2 separate regions of the Homo sapiens genome follow, and region 1 is linked to region 2. The links are chromatin loops, found by intact Hi-C in ENCODE. Cell type or tissue: prostate gland. All regions are shown on one strand. Each heading gives the region's core, and the rest is flanking DNA. Links, peaks and the distances in the headings are about the cores only.

Region 1 (2,806 bases), core at 263-2,762, 1.6 Mb after region 2:
TACTTACATCATCTCATCTCCTTCTCTAACTCCTGCCTTCCCCGTACAAGGACTGCTGTGGTGGCCCACCCAGAGAATCCAGGGTCATCTCCCCATCCCAGGTCCTTAAGTCAGTCACATCTGCAAAGTCCCTTTTTCCATGTCAGGTGTCATATTCACAGATTCTAGGGATTCAGATGTAGACATCGTTAGGAGGGGCATTGTACCGCCTGCTACGAAGACCTTTGGCAGAAAGAGTAAAACAGAGCCAAGGAAGAAAGTCATTGTGATCCTCAGGGTCAGATTCGGTGTGTCAGCTCCCCAGCAGGGCAGCCCCCACAAGCTCACTCTCCGGGCTGTGCTTCGAGGGGCAACTGGGCCTTATCTTCAGCTAACGCACATGGTATTTCTTTGGTCACATTTCCATCCTTTTGGCTAAAAGCAGTAGACCTTCTCTTGTGTAGGTGATAGGGTATCAAGATGGTTCTTTCTTTTTCTTTCTACTGAGTCACCTGGACCAAGGTCCAGATCTTGATTCAGGCTCTTGCTACCCTGTATGATCTGGGCAAGTTTCCTACGTCCTCTGATCCTAAGTTACCCTCTGTCTAAAATAGAGACATTAATCTAGGCTTTGCAGTGTGGTTGAGGATTAGAGGAGATAATGTACAAGTTGCTCACACAAGGAGGCTGCTGAATAAATGTCCGTTTCTTTCCCTCTTCTAGTTAAAATTTCCACCTCTTCAAGTCTGCATCCAGGGAACAAGCCTCGTCTGTAAAGATGCAGAAACATGAGGGTAAATTGAGTCTAAGAGTGAAGGCTCCTTGCAATAATTTTTCATTTCATCTGGGGATTGAGAAATGTACAGCTTCATTCATGGCTTCTTCAAGAGTGCCAAGCCCAACAATGAAAGTGAACCAACGTAGAACAAGAAGCATACTTGGGCCGGGCGCAGTGGCTCACGCCTGTAATCCCAGCACTTTGGGAGGCCGAGGCGGGCGGATCACGAGGTCAGGAGATCGAGACCATCCTGGCTAACATGGTGAAACCCCGTCTCTACTAAAAATACAAAAAATTAGCTGGGCGTGGCGGCGGGCACCTGTAGTCCCAGCTACTCGGGAGGCTGAGGCAGGAGAATGGCGTGAACCTGGGAGGCGGAGCTTGCAGTGAGCCGAGATTGCCCTACTAGACTCCAGTCTAGGCGACAGAGCGAGACTGCGACTCAAAAAAAAAAAAAAGAGAGAAGAAAAAAAAGAGGCATACTTGGCCCACAATAGTTGTCAAAATAATTTCCCCCAGACCCCTTACAGACAAAGATTGTATTAATTTAACAATATTGTGCTTTGACAAATTCCCAAATTCTTGGAACATAAACACAGTCATCAGCCAGCATTTGTTCTACAGACTGCCTTGATCCTCATCTGAGGTCTCTAAGAGGGATAGGTGGTGGGAAAACCCTTTCACAGGTGGATATCTTCGTCTCAAAAGGAAGCGTCTTCATTTTCCAGTGTTGGAATGTGGGGCTTATTAAATTCGTTTCCTGCTAAAGATTTTTCCTCTCATGCAGTAACATCCCCCTCTGCTGGAACTTGTGGATTTTGCTCCAAATATTTATTAAGAACTAGTAAAAATTAAATATGGGATGCATGTTGCCTCTAAACTGGTGGTTCTTAAACTCTCTTATGTGTAAGAATCTTCCAGGATGCTGTGAAGGGGGCCAGCCCCTCCACACCTGTGGGTATTTCTCGTCGGGTGGGACGAGATACTGAGAAAAGAATTAAGACACAGAGACAAAGTATAGAGAAAGAACAGTGGGCCCAGGGGACCGGCGCTCAGCATCCGGAGGACCTGCACCGACACCGGTCTCTGAGTTCCCTTAGCATTTACTGATTACTATTTTCACTGTCTCAGCAAGGGGAATGCGGCAGGAGAACAGGGTGATAGTGGGGAGAAGGTCAGCAAGAAAACTTTTGAGCAAAGGAATCTGTGTCACAAGTAAGTCCAAGGGAAGGTACTACGCCTGGATGTGCACGTAGGCCAGATTTATGCTTCTCTCCAGCCAAACATCTCAGTGGAGTAAAGAATAACAGAGTAGCATTGCTGCCAACATGTCTCGCCTCCCACCATAGGACAGTTTTTCTCCTATCTCAGAATTGAACAAATGTACAATCGGGTTTAATACCAAGACATTCACTTCCCAGGGGCAGGCAGGAGACAGAGGCCTTCCTCTTATCTCAACTGCAAGAGGCTTTCCTCTTTTACTAATCCTCCTCAGCACAGACCCTTCACGGGTGTCGGGCTGGGGGATGGTCAGGTCTTTCCCATCCCACGAGGCCATATCTCAGGCTATCACGTGGGGATAAACCTTGGACAATACCAGGCTTTCCTGGGCAGAGGTCCCTGTGGCTTTCCACAGTGCATCATGCCCCTGGTTTATCGAGAGTGGAGGATGGCAATGACTTTTACCAAGCATACTGCCTGTAAACATTTTATTAACAAGGCACACCCTGCACAGCCCTAGATCCCTTAAACCTTGATTCCATACAACATATGTTTCTGTGAGCTCAAGGTTGGGGCAAAGTTACAGATTAGCAGCATCTCAGGGCAAAGCAGTTGTTCGGGGTACAGGTCAAAATGGAGTTTCTAACGTCTTCCTTTTCTACATAGACACAGTAACAGTCTCATGGCTCTTTCTTTTCCCTACAATGGTGTTTGTAAAAATATATATAAAAGGAGACTTTTGTACCCATAACCGTCTTCTAAGGGGAGTTCACATCTACTTTTTTGTTGTTTTTGAGACAAAGTCTCGCCCCGTCACCCAGGCTGGAG
Region 2 (2,806 bases), core at 220-2,719:
AATGGGATTAGCTCCCTTCCTGACCCCAGGGATCTCTTACAGCATGGAAGTGCATTTCTCCAGGTCCATTTATTCATCTGTTCATCCTGCAAACATGTACTGGCCGCTGACTGCTTATAATGTCCGGTGCCAGCGCTTGGGATTAATATAGACACAAATTAGACATGAGTCTTGCCTTTAAGATGCTTAACATTCATGTCACCCACTTAAAGCAAGGGTGGACTGTGGGAGGGCTAGTGATAAGCAGGGTGAGATTTCACTGGCAAGAGGCACTGATGCCATTGGAAGGGGCTGGGTTTGTGGGTGTGAGAGTGGTGGGAAATGTAGGGCAGGAAGAGAAAATGGTGAAGCTGCCCTTTGAAGGGTTTGACTAGGTGAGGATGGGTCAGATTCACCCTGACACACCTGGCCAGGGCTGATCCTAGTCTGGAATTAGATGTCTGGGTTCAGAACCCATGCTATCTGTGAGACCATGTGCAAAGGTCCTCACCAGCTAGGCCCCATTACCTCATCTGTGAAATGAGATACACATAGTTCTTCCTTCCTGGTGATTCCCTGGAGATTTGGCCAGCTTCGTATGATGCTTTGGGCACAACCCCCAGCATGGCATCAACTCTTGATCAGTACCAGCTAGCTGCCATTGCTGTTAGCCAATCCGGGGAGAGAAGGGACTTTTCTGACACTGCGAGCTTGGAACAGGCGTCTAGTACCATATATTTAGGAGACTGGAAGGGAAAACTTGACCATTTCTTTGAGTTGTAAACTTGCCTGGTAGCAAGGAGGAGAAAAAGGTGAGCAAGTCCCATGTCTAAAACCCTATTAAAGGCTCTTTATTTTTTCCTGGCTCTAGGGCTGCGTTTTCTACCTGTTGTTATGAAAACATGGCCTAAAATATCTCTAGCCAAGCAGTCCAGAGCCCATGGGAACTGTCAAAACTGGGATTGGAGCATAAATATGAAATGACACGAAGCTTCATGTTCTGTTATTAAACTTCACAGCTAGAATTTTTGAAAGCAAATTATCTTGTAGAAATATTCTTGTTACGTTAAACTGGAAATGAAAATAACTTATTTATTTGCTTAGATCAAATTGTTGCATGCAAAGTTAGGCTGTGTTGTTTTTCCACTGCCAAATGCTTTGACGCATTCCTTTAACCAAACAGTTTAAATGTGAATATTAGTTAAGATGCATCAACCACAGTGGGTTGTCAGCCTCCTAAGGATTGTATCCTTTCAAATGGGTCAATGAATAGAGATTTAAAATAGAAGTCAGATACTTTAATGTTTTTCGCATTCAACCAAGAGAACAATTTGCTTGCAGATAGTAGGGGTATGTTATATGTGATTGATAAATGAGCTTATTTACGGCAATTTGGGCATCCCCTGTATGTGCCGTAGTTTTCAGAAGCACGAGCAGGTGTTATCAGGGCTTGGGATGCACCTTCATGGCCACCAGATGTCACTGTTGAGTCACAGAAGCACAGCCATAGGGGCTGAGAATCTTTGGTGGGGAGGACGTTTAGGAAAACTTTACCTTGCCAAACAGCTCATTCTTTATTTTAAATATCTGCCAAGCCCAGGATCCCAGGGCAAGCTTAGCTGAAGTCAGGAGAGTGCTTTAGAGTATGGAACAAAATTAGGGAAATAGGAAAAAAATGCAGTATTTGCTCTTTCTGTCTTTTGGAGATTCTCCTTGTCGCTCAATCACACTTGTACGCCTGCTCTCTCCCCATTCCCAGCCCAGAGCTAAGCAGTAAATGCACTGAATTGGTTAGACCCTTGCAAAATCGCAGAACACCAGAGCTGGCAGGGCTCACAGGCGTCAGCTAGCACAATGTCTCAACTCAAGTGCAGGGGCGCCAATAGGAGGAGGAGTTGTTCAAAGTCTCTGTTAGCTTTAGGCTGAGGATCTCTCATAAGGATATTAAATAAAGGTATAGCACAGCGGTTCTTAAAAGTGTGGTCCCTGGACCAGCAGAACTAGTATCACACGGGAACTTGTTAGAAATGCACATTCTTGGCCTGCACCCCAGATCTACTGAATCAGAAAGGCTGGGTTGGGGTTTAGCAATCTGTCCTTTAACAAGCCCTCCAGAGGATTCTGATTTGACAGAGGGAAAAGCTCTACTGATAATACGGGTAGGAGAGCTTCAGTTCCTACTTCCGGGTGCCATCAGCATCTCTCCAGGCTCTGGGCTCTGAAGATTATGGTTAATTCACAGCTTCTCATTGGAGCTTGACCTCATCTACACATTCCCTGGGAAAAGTGTCTCCCTTCTAGACATGACTATATTGGGTTGAGGTATCAAGATACTTCTCTTCTATGCTCCCCATTTTTTCCCGGCTCCACCTTCCAGCCATGGAATACAGTTGACTTAGGATGCTCCCTGGTAGCTCCCTTTTGGGCAGGAGCAGCTGGAGCCCTAGTCAACCCTTTCCCCTCCTCTGCTCCCTTATCCCCCTTATACTTCTTCCCCTGTGTCTCGCACTTTTCTATTTCAGGAGGGAGAGCTTAGTGCTATTGAGAATCTACCACGTGCCATGTGTTTCCACATGTTCTTGGAGCTCTCACAACAAACCATGGAAAAGAGAGTTTGACCGTCGCCACTTTTTTTTTTTTTTTTTTTTTTTTTTTCCAGGCCGGGAAACGGCCAAGGTCGCACTGGCAAGGACTTGTGTGCACAGGGAAATTTCAATGGTCCTCCTTCAAGTTAATGGGGCTTTACTTTCCTCCCAGGCTCTCTCTGCATTTTTAATGAGACTGCAAGTCCCAAGAGGGAAGCCAAGTAAGCATTTCAGATTCCTCT

Evidence for each region. Hi-C counts contacts between places; a loop is a spot of excess contacts. Peaks named below come from ENCODE experiments on the same cell type or tissue, not always from the same donor. Only the 100,000 strongest peaks of a DNase experiment are listed, where the experiment ranks them.
Region 1: a loop joins it to region 2, with 13 times the contacts of the local background. A loop is called at or near these places in 8 of 110 quality-filtered maps.

What each region holds. Positions count from the first base shown.
Region 1 is chr16:83,877,501-83,880,306 of GRCh38, forward strand. No RefSeq gene overlaps it. Among named protein-coding and RNA genes, the nearest start is that of MLYCD, 20 kb to the right of the region's middle. RefSeq lists a silencer at 1,106-1,264. In prostate gland, for the core only: a CTCF peak has its summit at 1,567; a DNase peak (open chromatin) is centred at 1,541.
Region 2 is chr16:82,262,244-82,265,049 of GRCh38, forward strand. No RefSeq gene overlaps it. Among named protein-coding and RNA genes, the nearest start is that of MPHOSPH6, 93 kb to the left of the region's middle. In prostate gland, for the core only: a CTCF peak has its summit at 1,456 (motif pointing right); DNase peaks (open chromatin) are centred at 1,468 and 1,808; H3K27ac peaks cover 562 bases.